Regions from separate parts of the Homo sapiens genome. Here region 1 is linked to region 2. A link is an interaction called in ENCODE POLR2A ChIA-PET data of the cell type or tissue named here. Cell type or tissue: PC-3. All regions are shown on one strand. Links, peaks and the distances in the headings refer to the core of each region. The heading gives the core; the rest is flanking DNA.

Region 1 (8,370 bases), core at 3,837-6,336, 180 kb before region 2:
ATAGAAATGGTGTTGTGCACCGAGGAGGTCCATGTTGTCAACCTCAACCGTCTCACCACTGATGTTAGGGGAGCCTTCCTCCATCACCTTGTTTATGTCACCCAGGTGGTAGTATGATCACGGCTGACTCCAGCCTCAAACTCCTGAGCTCAAGCGATCCTCCTGCCTCAGCCTCCCAAAGTACTGGGATTACGGGTGTTAATATGCATCTGTGTGGTACTGTTTCTTTTGTTTGTTTGTTTGAGATGGAGTCTCACTCTGCTGCCCAGGCTGGAGTACAGTGGTGCGATCTTGGCCCACTGCAACCTCTGCCTCCCAGGTTCAAGTGATTCTTCTGCTTCAGCCTCCTGAATAGCTGGGATTACAGGTATGTACCACCACGCCCGGCTATTTTTTTTTATTTTTAGTAGAGACGGGGTTTCACCATGTTGGCCAGGCTGGTCTCGAACTCCTGACCTCAAGTGATCTGCCTGCCTCGGCCACCAAAGTGCTGGGATTACAGGTGTGGGTACTGTTTCTTAATAAGACCCACAATATGTTTTGAGTTTGGTTTTATAAGATAGATACCATTTCCTGACACCCAGAAAAGCTCAGTGTTCACTTTTTTCCCCCTCAATTTTTATAAGTGTACAAAGAACATTTCTATAAAAATTCTCACCTGGCCTATTGTGAAGGGCAGAAGGAAAGAAGGTAAAACTCATACATAACTAGGGAAAAATGGGGAAGTTCTAAAGTTAAAGTTTAAGTCATGTCAACCATAGAGACCTCAGACGTATTTCCTACTGTGCCTATTTAGGTGAGGTGGAGGGCAGGGATGGAGGAAATCGATGATCTTACAACAAAACTGTTTTTAACACTCTCCTGGCCCCTACTAGATTACTTAAGATTTTAGTGAAATAGGTCATTTTGCTTTGCAATCTGCTTAGAACTTTCTGGTTATTTTGAGGATTCTTCCATTCAGAGAAATCAGTAGCGAGTTTGGAGTGAGCCTGATCTCCAAGGTCCTGGGGTGGGCCCAGGAGCGACGCAGAGTCTGGAATCACGTGGACATGCACACAGTGGGAAAAGCAGGCTTGGTTTTTCCTGTGTCTCCTTGGGCAAAGTACTTCATTTCTCAGAGTCTCAGCTTCCTAATCTATAATGTGGAGGCTACTTCAAGGAAAGAGAAAAAAGAGAGAATGGTCACAGTGCTTGACACATAGTGAGCATCCAGAATGTGTTAATGATGATTACAGGGCAAGCCTAATGCCTGGCCCTTGACCTAGGTTGCTCATGGTTCAGTTTAGCCAATGAACTATGAACTATGAGTATTCTAGAAGTCAAATCACCACCTTGTTAGCTTGCATCTCCTAGTGTTGCCACCACTCCCAAGGCACCAAGGAACTTGGGTATTTTTGGAAATTAAACACACACACACACACACACCCCCCACGTCACTTGCCTTCATGATGTGCCAAGGATGTTTCTCTAGCCCCCACTTCACCATCTTAGATGAAGTTCCGAAGAAATGGACCCTCAGAGAAGGACTCGCATGCCAGTAGCTTATTAAGGAGCCAGGTAAGGGAGGAGGAGGAGCAGGAGGGAAAGAGATACCGCCGCCATCAGTCCCCACAGAGGGCAGCTTCAGCTTGATTTTTGCAGAAGAGTCCTGAACTATTAGGGATGATTCAGAATTCTCCTAGCACCTGTCGGTCACTGGACCTACCCTGGGGAAAGAACTCTCAGGCTCTTCGGCTCTCTGCCCTCTGGACAAAGGGGCTCCAGCAGCCCTGGAAGTCCTCCAGAGCAGAGCCTTGGGTGCTGGCTGTGGGAACTGAAAGCACATTGAAGTTGGGGGTTGGAGGGGAAGCACTGACATTTCTGCCACTAGACCCCACACCAGTGCTCAGGGTTCTGGAGTTTTGACAAGGCTGGAGGCAACCATGGCAGGTGAAGCTGGTGGCACACACTGCCCCCTCTCTCTCCCCTCCCTCTCATCGCCACAGTTCTTACCCCTTGACAGGAAGGCAGTGTCAAGGCCTTGGGATCTCCAACTCAATTTCTGTCTTTTCTGTCAAGCTGGACATGATTCTGCCCAAAACCCACCTCCTGTCCTGCCAGCCCAGACTTCTCTTTTTCCTTTGTAAGCCCTGGGTCTTTCTCGTTCTAGTTAATACCAGTAAATGAAAGAGTCATGGAAATCACAAGAGAAGAGTCATCTCTCCCAGGACAGGGCACCGTGAATTGCCAAAGAAGTAGTTGATATCATAGCAAGACCTACCATGCAGAAGACGAGAGCGCTGTCTAGGATGGGGTGGTTAGGAAAAGAAGAACGTCTCTGGGCTTAGGCTGGTCTTCATTGCAGGCTTCAGATTGTTAGCTGAGGGGGGAAGACCTTCCAGCAATCGGGATGGTATGGGCAGAAGTGCCAGGTATTTGGGGTGAACCATGAGTCGCCCCATTTGTCAGTGGTGCTGATGTGGAGGGGAGGGAGGAGTTGGTGAAGAGGAGGGGCTGAGCCGCAGCCAGGGCCTCCAGAGCCTGGGTTGGGGTAGCAGGGAGTGAACAGACAGGACATTCTTCTGGGACTTCTGAAAATTTTGGCTAATTTTGGGGATTTATTATTTTATTTTTTTGAGACGGAGTCTCACTCTGTCACTCAGGCTGTAGTACAGTGGTGATGATCTCGGCTCACTGCAACGTCCACCTTCTGGGTTCAAGCGATTCTCATGCCTCAGCCTCCGGAGTAGCTGGGATTACAGACATGTGCCACAATACCCAGCTAATTTTTGTATTTTTAGCAGAGACAGGGTTTCACCATGTTGTTCAGGCTGGTCTTGAACTCCTGGCCTCATGTGATCTGCCCATCTCGACCTCCCAAAGTGCTGGGATTGCAGGTGTGAGCCACTGTACCCGGTCCAGTTTTAGGGATATTTTAGAGTTATTTTAGGAGCTACCCATTAAACATCTAGACAAATTGTTTATTTATACATAAAATTGTGACTTTGTCCAGAGGAAGGGAATTTCTGACAGAATGTACCCTCTACCCACTCTCTGTGGTTTGAAGGAGGTAGAGTTAAAAATAAGCAATCCATCACATTATACTAATCTGATTTTTTAAAAAATGAGCCTCTATGTCTATGATCCTGACATATTTAAGAGACAAATGGGGATGGGTATTGGCAGTGTTGCAGAGTAGGCAGTTGACAAGTAATTCTTGAGCGTTAAGAATTTGAGCCAATAGTGCGGTAGTTTGATTTTAATCCAGCCTCAATATTATTTTATGCAGGGTGGGGCCTCTGGGCTCGGTGTTGGTAGGATGATGACTGCAGAGAGATTGGGAGAGGAGCTGTGTCTGATCTTTTGAGGGGGTGTCTTTGTGGGTGCGGCTGAGCACTGTCTCCCATGAAAACAATGTTCTACAGTGAGAATCCTGTGTACATGTGTTGAAAAAAATAAAATGTGGTTTTCCAATTTCTTGTAGGCTTTCAATCTCATTGACATAGTCTAGTCTAATAAGGAAGCTCTATATTTTCCAAATTAATTTTTCCCTCCACCAAGGGAACCAGTGATGCCAGATGGACATAAACTCTTTCAGAAAATGTCTACACTCATGGGCGATTTCCTACACAAATGGTTGCATAATATATACACTGTTTTGTTCCTCGCTTTTTAACCTAACACTGTATCTTAAGAGATCATTACTGATCAGTACATATAAAGCTAATTTGTTTACTTATATTATTAATTCCTAAACACACATTATAAAGCCTTTATACAATACAGAAATATACAGAACAAAAAGTGAGCGCCTCATCACTATCCCTTTCTCACAACTGTTTTTTAAAGATCTTAACATACACACACATGCATGCATTCACACATACACATGCAGAGTATTTTAAAAAACAGAAATGGTATCATACTTCTTTTGTGTGATATCTTTTTCATTTTATTTTTTTTTTGAGACGGAGTCTTGCTCTGTTACCCAGGCTGGAGTGCAGTGGTACAATCTTGGCTCATCAGAACCTCCATCTCCTGGGTTCAGGCGATTCTCCTGCCTCAGCCTCCCGAGTAGCTGGGACTACAGGTGCCCGCCACCATGCCCAGCTAATTTTTGTATTTTTAGTAGAGATGGGGTTTCGCCATGTTGGCCAGGCTGGTCTTGAACTCCTGACCTCAGGTGATCTGCCCGCCTTGGCCTCCCAAAGTGCTGGGATTACAGGCGTGAGCCACTGTGCCCGGCCTTCTTTTTCATTTTAAATATATGACTGATATCTGTTTATTTCTGAAGATACAGATCTACCTTAGTCTTTCAATTTTATTTTTTATTAATAAAAATTAATTTACTATTTTTTTTGAATAGATAATACACATATAAGGTGCAAAATTTAAAATTTTATACAGGGTATAAAAGGGTACACAGTGAGAAGAACGTCTTCATCTATCTCTGAACCCCCAGCCACCAATTGTTCCTTTCAGACACAGCCACTATTACCATTTATGCCGTTATCTTCTAGATAGTTTACGCATTTACAAACATATATTTTTAAAAATTTACCTACAAAAATGATAGCATGTTATCCATACTGTTCTCTCTCCAGCTTTTGTTTTTTACACAAAGTAGACCTCAGCTATTTTTCATATCCATATGTATACAGATGCCTTATCTTTTTAAACAGCCACATGGTGTTGTATTCCCTAACACAGATATACTGTAATTTATATGGTCTGTTCATGAGCAGTTTTATGGGATTGGAGGGTATCAGCTGCGTAAATTCCTAGAATACAGAGACTGTCTGCCTCCCTGTTCCTTCATCGTGTCTTAGTCCACCCATTCTCTCACTCATTGATTTATTTACTTATTTGATCAATTTCAGAGCCCGTTATGTGTTGCACATCATTCTAAGCTCTTGACCAATTTAAACTGAATCTTTTAAAACCATAGTATCCTTTCGCAAATAGACAAAGACGTGCTGAGCTAGATGAGAATGTTAAGCATCTTCCTATTTGCCATGTTTTACCTGGACCACCCATAAGCTACCCCAATCAGCAGGGAGGGTGTAAAACCTCCAAAGAGGAACACATTCGAATGTCTCTGAGCCCCTGGCTTAATCGTCCAGCTGTCCTCTGGGGGCTCTGCTGTGCGGTTCCACCCAAACCCCGTCCCTCTGCCTCGCCTGTGACTGAGTTTGGCAGTGGCTGGGAAGCCAGTGGATCGTGTGCCAAGTTCCAGATGAGTAGGAGAGAGGTCTCATCCCAGCCAGCCGGTAGGTAAGTATTAGTCACACAGGGGCACAAACAAGTCTCTAAAACCACATTTAGCCAGCTGTGGCCAGCAGTGTCCCATGCTTGGCTGCCTACAGACACCTCTGCGCTACATTAAGAAAGAGTTACCACTTGTTGCGGCAACAAAGCCAGCTGCTGGGAATTAGGTGGTAAAGATCAGAGGAAGAGGGGGTGGCTGCAGGAGCTGAAAGGGAAGGCCGAGCCACTCCCTGCACAAATAGTTCCTTGTGCCTCTCCTCCAAATGGGAGTTGGCACCAGAAAAGGAGTTGGTTAAAAGGAAGGCGACTCTCCACACCCTGGCCACTTCGTCAATGAAAAGAGAGACCCACTGATGAGGGATGATCCTGGAGATGGAAACGGGCCCCAGTGGGAGAGGCCAGGATGAAGTAGAAGGACCACTGCAGATATCAAAACGCCCTTGGCAGGGTGCGGGGGCTCGACACTGTAATCCCAGCACTTTGGGAGGCCAAGGATCACTTGAGCTCAGGAGTTTGGGACCAGCCTGGGCAACAGAGTGAGACCCTGTCTCTAGAGAAAAACAACATCAACAAAATGTCCTAGATTCTCTCCGCTTGCACGTGAGATGGAAGAGGATTTTCTAATTTCTTGGCTCCAGCACTCATCTCAAAAAACACTAGATCAGAAATACTGTGCTGTGTTTCTCCCCAAAACCCTGGGCTTCAAGGGTGAAAGATTTATGTCTACCAACCTGAAGAATAAGTCTTCCTTTTCTTGCTTTGGGTGTGACTTTTAATTTAAATATCAGAATACAATCTTTCTTTAATTTCCAGTCTTTAGAAGTGAATTACTGTACTCCCTACAAAAAGGTTGCAGGAAATACTCTCAGAGTGGATAAATATTTCCAGAGCATCAACAGGATAAAGGCTGTGCTTTCACCTTGAAAGGCTTGTCCACAATTCTCACATTTTTCATTTATCCACTTATTTATTGGTTTAATAATCCATCAAGGAAACATTTATTTAGTGCTTATTATGTGCCGGGCTGAGCTCTCTTTATGCCTTATCTAGCTTCATCTCACTATAATTCCTCTAGAATGAAAGCTGCATGAGAGTAGGGACTTTTTGCTTCTTTCGTTCATTGTTTGTCTTCAGTAACTAAAATTGTGCATGGCACATAAATATGTGTTTGAAAAATGAATTAGGTAAGTTATATTATTATGGACCTTTTACAGTTGATAAAACAGAGCCTTACATAGATTATTAAGAAGCTTGCTTAATTAGGAAAAATAGCTAATGCATGCTGGACTCAATACCTAGGTGATGGATTGCTAGGTGCAGCAAACCATCATGGCACACATTTACCTATGTAACAAACCTGCACATGTACCCCAAAACTTTAAAAATAAAAATTAAAAAAAGAAAGCTTGCTTAAAGTTTCAGAGCTTATAAGAGGCAGAGTTGGAATGTAATTTCATCTGACTCCAAAGGCAACATGTATTGAAATAGATGAGGGAGATGTTGTGGGATCACCAAGAAAAGATGATTTTTTTTTTTTTTTTAAGATAGGGTCTCACTCTGTCATCCAGGCTGGAGTGCAGTGGTGTGATTATGGCTCACTGCAGCCTTGACCTCCCTGGGCTCATGAGATCCTCCTACCTCCATTTCCCAGGTAGCTGGGACTACAGGTGCATGATATCACACCTGGCTAGTTTTTGTATTTTTTGTAGAGATGGGGGTTTTCCATGTTGCCCAGGCTGGTCTCAAACTAAGCGTTAGCTAAGCAGAATAACTTAATCCAGATAGTGACTTCTGAGAAGGAGATACAAGCCCCATGATTTAGGAAGCTATGAAAAGCAAGCTGGGCACAGTGGTGTACTCCAGGAATCCCAGCTACTCAGGAAGCTAAGGCACAAGGATCACTTGCGCCTAGGAGTTTGAGGCCAGCCTGGGCAACACAGCAAGACCCCATTTCTTTAAAAAAGAAAAAAATAAAGGAAGAAAAGAAAGCTATGAAGAGAAATTTAGGAATGTTTTTTCATCAAATAAATACTGAAAACCTGCTTCCTATCAAACCCACACAGACAGAGGATACCATATATACCAACATACTGAATGGTCTCTGGAATTTACTTTAAAGAGGTCATACTATAAGTAGGGCAATTGAAAACGGGGTCTGCATTTTTTTCCCATTAAATCAGGGCTTGGTCCAACCTTATTTTGCCAACAATGAACATCCGAGATCAAATATCAAGGTTTATCCCTCAAGGCCCAGCTCTAGATGCCATTTCCTCCCAGTTTTCACAATCAAAATCCTCAGGCAGGGCACAGTGCCCACACCTGTAATCCCAGCACCTTAGGAAGCAGAGGTGCGAGGACACCGTAATCTTGATCCTCACTTCTGAAGTCACTATTTGGATTAAGTTATTCTGCTTAGCTAATGCCTATAAAAATTCCCATTCATTACTAACGGTGGAAAGCGGCTCTGACAGCCTTGCCTTCCCCTTCATCCCAGGCAGCCCCATCCTTACTAATTGGAAGGGGAGATTGAACATTCTTTGCTTTTGATCAAGATTTGTCTCCTGCCAGGAGCAAGGAAGGATGTGTAGGAGGGAATGTCTCCGATAATAACAATAACAAGAGTAATGAGTAAAAGTTTTCAACAGGATCTTGGGCAATGAAGTTACCCAGGCCATTTATACATGTTTATAGTGTGAGTGTTTTTTCTTCAGCTAACAATGGCACCAAAATGCCTTCCTTCCCTCGGCCCCCTCCCAAACACGTTGAATGGTCCTGTTTGAGCTACAGAGGAACAGCTTTCAAAACTAGACCTTTTTTTCCTGCTTATTTCTGGCAATGAGTAAATGGAAATGGGGCGGTTTTGGCCTTTGGTTATGGGAGGGCAATGCTCTCATGGTGCCTGGTTTCTGGATTTTGTGGCTGAGAGCTTCAAGTGGCCTTCTTGAGCCAGTAGCAGGGCCTGTGGTGCAGCCGCTTGTCCAAGTGACTGAGGAAACCTTTCCTTCAACTTCCCTCCTCTTCCCAGCTTGAATGTAATCGGAGTTGCTATCCCCATGTTTAAGAAACAGACTGTGACTTCAACAACAATGAACTGACTTCCTACACATCCCTCTGCACCACCTC
Region 2 (8,370 bases), core at 2,487-4,986:
GGGGAAAGTTTGAAAATGCAAGTCAATTTCATGATGCGATTTTACATATGAAAAAGGAAAGAAAATGCCTATTGATTTCACACATAAAGATAAGTAATCAAAATCTCTTTGAGGATAGCAGGACATTTTTGTTTTTTCAAAAGGGGGAGTTGCTGATTTGAGAAATATTGCTATAAAGTTTAAATTTTCAAGTCTAGATTGAACACAGTGTGTAGGAAGCATAGAGATTAGGCTTGCACGCTTTGGAGCCAGACTGTCTGGGTTCAAGTCCTGGCTCTACTGTCTGTGACATTGGCAATTTGCCTTAAACTTTCTAAACCTCCATTTCCTCACTTGTAAAGTAAAGATGTCTTAATAAGACCTCATTATAAGGTATCGTGGGAATTAAATGATATAATTTATGTTAAGTAGAAAAGTGTCAGACACATAAGAAATGTGCAATGATGGTAGCTATTATTAAACACCATCCTTTGACGTCCCACTTTTTCCTTGTTCTATTAAATCTTTCTAGGAACTTCAGGTTCTTGGCACTTCAAGTTCTTGTAAAATGTTCAGTGGTATTCAAAATGTGTTTTCTCTAGTTTTTCTTTCTTTTTTTTTTTTTTTTTTTTAAGAGGGAGGGTCTCACTATGTTGCTCAGGATGATCTTGAACTCTTGGGCTCAAGCAATCCTCTCATCTTGGCCTCCCAAGTAGCCAAAGCTGGCTCATGTCACCAAGCTGGCTTTAGTTCTAATGAAGATTTAAGATAGTAAAGTCCATCAGACAAAATTCTGGTGATATAATAATATATCTTATATTCTCTCAACTCCTCCCTATTTATAATGAACAAATGTTTGGACAAAAAAAATGTTTAGTTCACCACCATGGAGTACATACTGTTAGTTGCCTATCCAACATGCATACAATCCCTATGCCCTTCTTAAGGGAACTGCTGATCATCCTCTCATTGTTGTGTACTTCAGGGAAAACTGAACCTCAGCCTCAGGTATAGGGAATGAATCCTGGGTAGTTTAAGCCAACCATGGTAAACCCATTTCCCATGCTGACTATTAATTTAGAAACAGACACGTAACATGCTGAGAAGTCATCTGGATCTTCCACTTTCTTCACTTCTAAGAAGGATACGTTAGATGGGATGCCATTTCTTCCTTTCATCATAGTTTTGTTTGTATGTGACACCTAGAACTGCTGTTGCCATCTGGAAACCATGAGCATAGACCATGTTGTCAGGGCAAAACTGAGGGTGGCATAGTGGGAGGATGTCACAAACCTGGGCCCTTGATGACATGCGAAGCTCCCGATTGCTCCAGCATAAAGCCCATGCCCACTGCTGGACTGATTCTTGTGTGAGATCCAACTTAAATTTCCAACTATTTAAGCCAGCTTGAGTTGGGGCTTTGTATTATTTATAGCCCAAAGTGTACTAATACCCAGCATATTAAATCCACATTAAAATGTCTTAAAATAAACTGGAAAAAGTCAGGCATGTTTTTATATGGTCCCAACATCACCCTTAATTTCCCTCAATAACCTCCTCTCTTTACCTCATCTCTAAAGTCATCCTATCAGCTCTACTTCCAAAATATCTCTGAATCCAAATACTTCTTCCCATCCCTACTGCTGTCACCCAAATCCAAGCCACCATCATTCTCTCCTGTATCACAGCAATAGCCTCACAGCTAAACTACCACCCTTCATGCTTGCCTGAACTTCTACAGCCAGTTCTTTTTCTAAATTAAGACAACATTTACATAATATAAAATTTACCATTTTAATCATTTTAAGGTGTATAATTCAGTGGTTATTAGTATATTGCCAACGTTCCACAACCATCACCACTATCCACTTCCAGGACATTATCATCACCCCCGCAAAACCCCGTATCCAGTAAATGATCATTTCTCATTTTCTCCTCTCCCCAGCCTCAGACAACCACTAATACAATCTATTCTGAGCACAGCAGTTGGAGTAATATTTTTCAAAGATAAATCAGATCATGCCACTTCTCTGCTTAAAACTCTCCAATGACTTTGAATAACATTTAAATTCCTTAGCCTGACCTAGAAAACCATTCACGATTTAGTCCCTGTCTTCAGTGCTGTCTGGTACCATTCTCCCACTTGCTTGCGAGGTTCTGTCCACACAAGACCTCTGTGTGTTTCTTGGACACAACAGCTCATTCCTCCTTCAGGGCCTTTTCCATGTGTTCCCATTCCTCAGATGCAGTTTCCTGCTTGGCAGATTGGTGCCTTCCCAACATTCAAGTTGCACCACAGCTGTCCGCTCCTCAGTGAGTTTCCCTGGCCGAGACAGCCCCCCATGACACTGTTGCTCCTTAACCTCCTCCTTCTCACTTTCCTTACCTCATTGATCACTATCTGACACATTCATTTTTAAAAATTTAATGAAAGCCCATAGTTTACTCAGATTTCCTTTGCTTTTACCCAATGTCCTTTTCTCTTCCAGAATCCCACCCAGGATACTATATTACATGTACTTGTCTTGGCTCCTTAGGCCCCTCTTGGCTGTGACAGTTTCTCAGACTTTCTTTGTTTTGATGACCTTGACGTTTTTGAGGAGTGGGATGCTCCTCTATTGGAATTCGTCTGATTTTTTTTTTTCACGATTAGACTGGAGCTGTGGGTGTTTTGGAGACAGAGCACAGAGGTAAAGTGCCATTTCATTGCATCTTATCAAGGGTTCACATTCATTTTTTATTTGTTGCTTACCTGTCCCTCCCACTGTTAGAATATTAAGCTCCATGAAGGTAGGAACATTGCCTGCTCTGTTCATAGTTTTATTCACAGAACCTAGAATAGCATCCAGTACAGAGCCTCATTAATTATTAGTTGATTGAAATCATGAATAAACTAGAAAACAAATGACCAATATACTGCCTACTGTTTTTGCATGTGAAATAAAATATGGGTCAAGAGGATTCATTGAGCATAGGTCAAAGACACTAAAACCCTTTCAAATAATCTGGCATATCCGTGAGATAAATCTAAACCCTCATGCAAATAAATAATTAACCCAAGGCCAATAGCACATTCAAAATCATTAATGAAAATTGATTTTCCTTTTCTGTGGGGCTGCGTCTCCCTGCTGCAACACAATCCCATTTGCAGACTCAGCCAGGATTCATTGTGTTTCACTTCATTTCTACTCAGGGTCTTCTATTTCCTGAACCGTGCTAGCCTCTGTGAATTTTTTTTCTTTTTAAATATTTGGCTTGGTCAGCCTATGCATGAAAAGGGTATGAGTGACTTTATGTAGGTAAGCTTTGAAAGGTAGCAACCCCTCTCAGAACAAGGAGTTAACACATGAGGAGAAGCCAGGCTTGTCCAGCAGAGAATGCAGGGAGGGTGACCGAGCCCTGGGGCTGAATGAAGGGCTCTGCCAACTGACTTCATGGTGCAGGGGAGCAGGAGGAGGAGTCTGCTGGCAGCCGGTTAAATGCCTTTCCAGGAACATGGTGAAAACTGATTAAATATAGATGCAATCATATGAAATGATAGAGGGAACCTAAGGGACGTCTCCAGCCATTAAAACACCAAACACCAATGGGAGCTCCCTAGTGGTCACGGAGGAAGTTCGTTTTCTGACATGAGCTCCCAGAGAATGAAGTCCCTGAAAGGAAGAACTATTTGTATTCCACTCAGATTTCATGTAACCTTTTCTTTTGGAAGCTTCAGTAAGCAAAGGCACATTTGTCAAGGCTTCGGGATGAATGTGGAAAGCTTTTGAGCACTGAACTTGGAGATACTCAGAAGGGCTTACTGGAAAGGCTGCCCTGGGCTGGGAGCAGTCAGACATCCACTCCAGCTGGCCAGGCAGTGTGGGCCTCAGCTATGATTACCTCCAATGAGCCAATTTCCTGACTGTGTGTAACCTCCCAATCAATTTATTTGAACGTGAGTTTCCCTAGGTAATGAGCTGCATCGTGTATCATTGGTCAGAGTATTTACTTTTCCTAGCATGCATCAGAGTAAGTGACTTACAGGTCAAATACCATAAGGTTACGTAAGAAGTTTAACTAGCATTTCTTATTTCATTCACCAATACTATCATGAGACATTTTGTGTTTCCTTGGGTCTATGGTGCCATTAATGGTAGCACTATGGACTGAATGCATAGCATTTTGGGGACAAAGAAAACAACCACAACAAGACATGTTCCAATTTCAGAAAAGGAATGTGTGGAAAATTTTACAAGATGGAGCTGAGGAAATTCGGGATGTCAAACACCAAGTGAGTGCTTGTAGACACTGAGAATTCCCTGGTAACTTTGTGGTGCAGAGCCCATTCATCTCACCAGTCCCCACAATGCTTCATGGACGCTGGCATCAGTGTTTCGAGTTCCAGCTTTCCCAGGACTCCTCCACATGAGCTGGTTTGAGGAAGCCTGAAAGACCCCTGGGCTTCACCCTGCCTCTGGGCCCTCTGCTTGCTCAGGCTGGGCAGTAGCGGTGGTCCACTACCCCCTCCACCCTTCCTGGACAGGGTCTCCAGAGGGCACATGAATTCCATCCTTCTGCCCTGCTGGCCAAACCTTTCTGTTTCCCATCTGTTAGGGTTCCCATGTGGGCTGACATCAGTTCCCACCCCCAGTGAATTCTCAAAGGTCCCCTCTGTCTGTTCAGTCCTCAATTCCCACCGTTCTTTATATTCAATCTTGTACTGTCTTCTTACTACACTTAAGTTTTGACTTGAGATATGCATTCTTCCTCTGTTACCACCAAAGAAGAACTGGGTTTTCCTGTGTTTGGTTCTGCATTCTAAAACACCACTAATACCACCTCATCAACAGCTAGCACCTAGTGAGCACTTCCTGTATGCCAGGCTGTGCAACATGCACACACAATGCCATGTTTGTGTAATCTCATAATCCGCCACGACTACCTCTGAGGCAGGTACAATTATTATCCTCTCTTACAAGTGAAGCAGATGAAGCCCAGTGCTTGGGTCAACAGCCCTCATTGACCAAGCTACAAAAGGAAGAGTCAAGACTCCACAAGGCCTGCATGGCCTCACCACACAAGCTCACAGCCAGTGTTTGTGAGGCCTCTCCTTTGGCAAGAGGTGCAGAGCTGCTGTACAAGTAGCCACTGTGAGTGAGGGGCCTCCTTGGTGGGATGGAGGGGTGAAGGGGAGGGAGAAAATGAGGATGAATACCAGGTTCCTGGCTTGGATCACTGGGTAGACAGTGGTACCCCTCACCCATGTTAGCAACTCAGGAGAAGAAGCTGTGGAGGCTTTGGCAGCAGCCTTCTGCACTTTGTGTCCTGTCATCTTGCAGAACATCAAAGGCCAATGTACACATGGGTCCAACACTCCAGACAATATTTTCCTGACCCCCTTGACTCCAGTGACCTTTACTTGGATTCCATTTCAACCAGCCACCCTCTTGGCTATGCTTGTTCCATGCATTCCCCAAAACTCCCCCATATGAGAATTCCCATGTTCAAATGACCACTTTCTGTCTGCACTGGGTCTGTTGGACTCTTGCTCCAGTTATTTGCACCACGTGTTTTCCTGCCTCCGTAAGACTCCCAAGCCTTCAGCCTGTCTTCCCAGCTACCAACGTATAAACTCTATCCTGTCCTTGCTCTTTTCCAAGCCTGGCTGCCCCCATGAATTATGTCCCATGCTTACCTCTGCAGCCCCCTCTCCTGCCACAGCCTGGTCTCTCTTTGCTCCTTGTTCCAGGCAAAACCATGACCAGATATTTCCCTGATTCTAAGATCCCATTTGTTGAAGAGACAATAATGTTTAATAACAGATTTCTAGAAGAAAGACAACACTACCACATGAAATGTATGCAGTCATTGGGAGAAATCTTTGTATTTAAGAAATGATCAAAGTGCAAACAGATCTGTTTTAGGATGGTGAGATTTCAGTTCTTCAGTCTCTCTCATCCCCAGGTCATGGGCACACAGTTTCTGGCTGGAATGGAAATACTATCTCATTTAACTTTTAAACAATGCTGCAAACTAGGTATTCGCATCACCATTTTATAAAATGGAAACAGTTTTAGAAACATAAAGTTATTTTCTCTAAGAAGGTTACACAGGTAATAAGGGAGAAAAATTATATTAGTCTGTTTAGGCAACCATAACAAAATACCATGGCCTGGGTGGCTTATGCAACACACATTTGTTTTCTCATGGTTCTGGGGGCTGGAAGTTTGAGATCTGGATGTCGGCAGGGTTGGGTGCTGGGGAGGGCTCTCTCCCAGGCTTGCAGAGGGCCACCTTCTTGCTGCGTCCTCACATGACCCTTCCTCAGTGGGTGCTTCCTCTCCTTATAAAGTCACAAATCCCATCATGCAGGACCCAACCTCAAGACCTAATGTAACTCTCATTACCTCCCAAAGGTCCATCTCCAAGGTCTCATTACCTCCCAAGGTCTCATCCCATTGGGGGTTAGAGCTTCAACATATGAGTGATGAGGGAGGGACACAAACGTTCAGTACATAACAATAATCATGTCTTAAACATAGGCCTTCTCATTTCAATTTCTAATTTCCTTTTATCCTGCTACACTGTAGCTGGATTCATTAATTCCTACTTGCCTTCTAAAACCCAGTCAGGGTGCCCACCGTGAAAAGCCCTTCCAGACCCTGTTTTCCAAGGCGGGGCTGGGCTCAGGGCTCTCCTCTGGGCTTCCCTCGGATCCTGTGCATTCTTTTAGTCCTTCCCACTGTGTTTGAGAATCACAGATAGGTCAAGGCCTTAGTAACTTTGTGTCTGTAGAACCAACAAGACTTGTTCCATCGTGGCCCTTCCAACAATATTTGTTCCGTTTCCCTGGAGCAATTTGACAGCCCATCGGGCATTGGGAACGGTTTTATCTGTTTTAGGACCATTAGAACTTCAAGAATCGCACAAATGCTACTGGTTTTTTTTCAGACCTTCAGAAACTCCCAAGCCAATGCTTTCAGGAAGTCTTAAATATTCATCTTAGAAAACTCTAATTAGTATTGCAAATTAAATGTATCCTTTTCTGGTCTGGCTATTATACAAATGGAGGTGTTTTTTCAGTTGTTGTTTTAAGACAAGGTCTCACTTTGTCATCCAGGCTGGATTACAGTGGCGTGATCATGCCTCATTGCAGCCTCGACTGCCTGGGCTCAAGTGATCCTCCCACCTCAGCCTCTGGAGTAGCTGGGACCACAGGCATGCACCACCACACCCCAAATGGAGGACTTTTTTTTTTTTTTTTTTGATGGAGCCTTGCTCTGTCTCCCAGGCTGGAGTGCAGTGGTACGATCTCAGGTCACTGCAACCTCTGCTTCCTGGGTTCAAACAATTCTGCTTCCTCAACCCCCTGAGTAGCTGGGATTACAGTCATGCACCACCACACCCAGCTAATTTTTGCATTTTTAGTAGAGACGGGGGTTTTGCCATGTTGGGCAGGCTGGTCTCAAACTCCTGAACTCAGGTGTTCTGCTTGCCACAGCCTCCCAAAGTGCTAGGATTACAGGCATGGGCCACCATGCCTGGCCCCAAATGGAGGTTTTTCACACCAGACCTGAAAATCCATTCGTTGGGGAGGATAGGAACGTCTAAGTTGTTTGATGTTTGGCCCAGACTTTTAGAAAATCCCACAAGTAAATTTTACTGGTAGGAACAGTGGGAATCAAACTCATCTCTTTGAAAGGCTTGATGATAGCAAAGTCTCCCGAGACACAAGTAGTGATACGGGAGATGGAGCAAAATAACTTGCTCCATATCTTCCTTCCTTAAAAGAATTGGCCAAGGAACGGCTTGGATGACTCATTGATCTCTGCCTGTGACCCGTGCCAGAGCCTTGCCTGCCGGGTTCTCTGAGTTTCTGGTGAAGCATTCAGACTCCATGCAGGAAGTGAGGTCATGATTGTTTTGGCAGTTTGGGTGGCGTTTATCCTTTGGTAGCGGCTGAAGTTTATCAGTAGGTTTAGCCTTTGCACTTTGAGAAACCAACTATTATCTCACTCACAATTTAGAATAATAAAAAGTCCATGGCAGAAAAACGTGCAGTAAGTACAGATAAAGAACAAACGAGGGAGAACCTGGTGTTCCTGTCCACATCAGCCCCCCAGGGCACACAATCTATCCATGCTCTGATAGAGTCCGTGAGAAGGCGCCACCGGCGTTCTCGCTTTTTCTTTCTGGTAGCAGCTGCAAGTCAAGACATTTCTTGGAGAGCGGTTGGGAGTAGAGAAAACACGTTACATCTTTAGTTAATAATTTGGATTCAGTTATATCCTGAAGTGACCTGCAAGGGGGACACTTAGGTTTAGGAAGACCTCTTAAAGGTTTGTCTCCTCCCTGGGAGCTGTAATCAGAGCAGTTAAAAGATGGGCTAAGCCTCCGCAGTTTGTTGTC

What was found. ChIA-PET counts read pairs that join two places held together with the same protein. Peaks named below come from ENCODE experiments on the same cell type or tissue, not always from the same donor. Only the 100,000 strongest peaks of a DNase experiment are listed, where the experiment ranks them.
Region 1: POLR2A ChIA-PET joins it to region 2 with 9 read pairs; 1 of 35 experiments calls an interaction of 5 or more read pairs at or near these places.

The regions. Positions count from the first base shown.
Region 1 is chr18:22,245,479-22,253,848 of GRCh38, forward strand. All of the region lies in intron 1 of LOC105372018 (a long non-coding RNA gene), which reads right to left. Among named protein-coding and RNA genes, the nearest start is that of GATA6, 80 kb to the left of the region's middle. In PC-3, for the core only: a CTCF peak has its summit at 5,107; a DNase peak (open chromatin) is centred at 5,313; H3K27ac peaks cover 1,031 bases.
Region 2 is chr18:22,424,957-22,433,326 of GRCh38, forward strand. No RefSeq gene overlaps it. Among named protein-coding and RNA genes, the nearest start is that of CTAGE1, 11 kb to the left of the region's middle. In PC-3, for the core only: no CTCF peak of the experiment used is centred there; a DNase peak (open chromatin) is centred at 3,935; H3K27ac peaks cover 1,290 bases.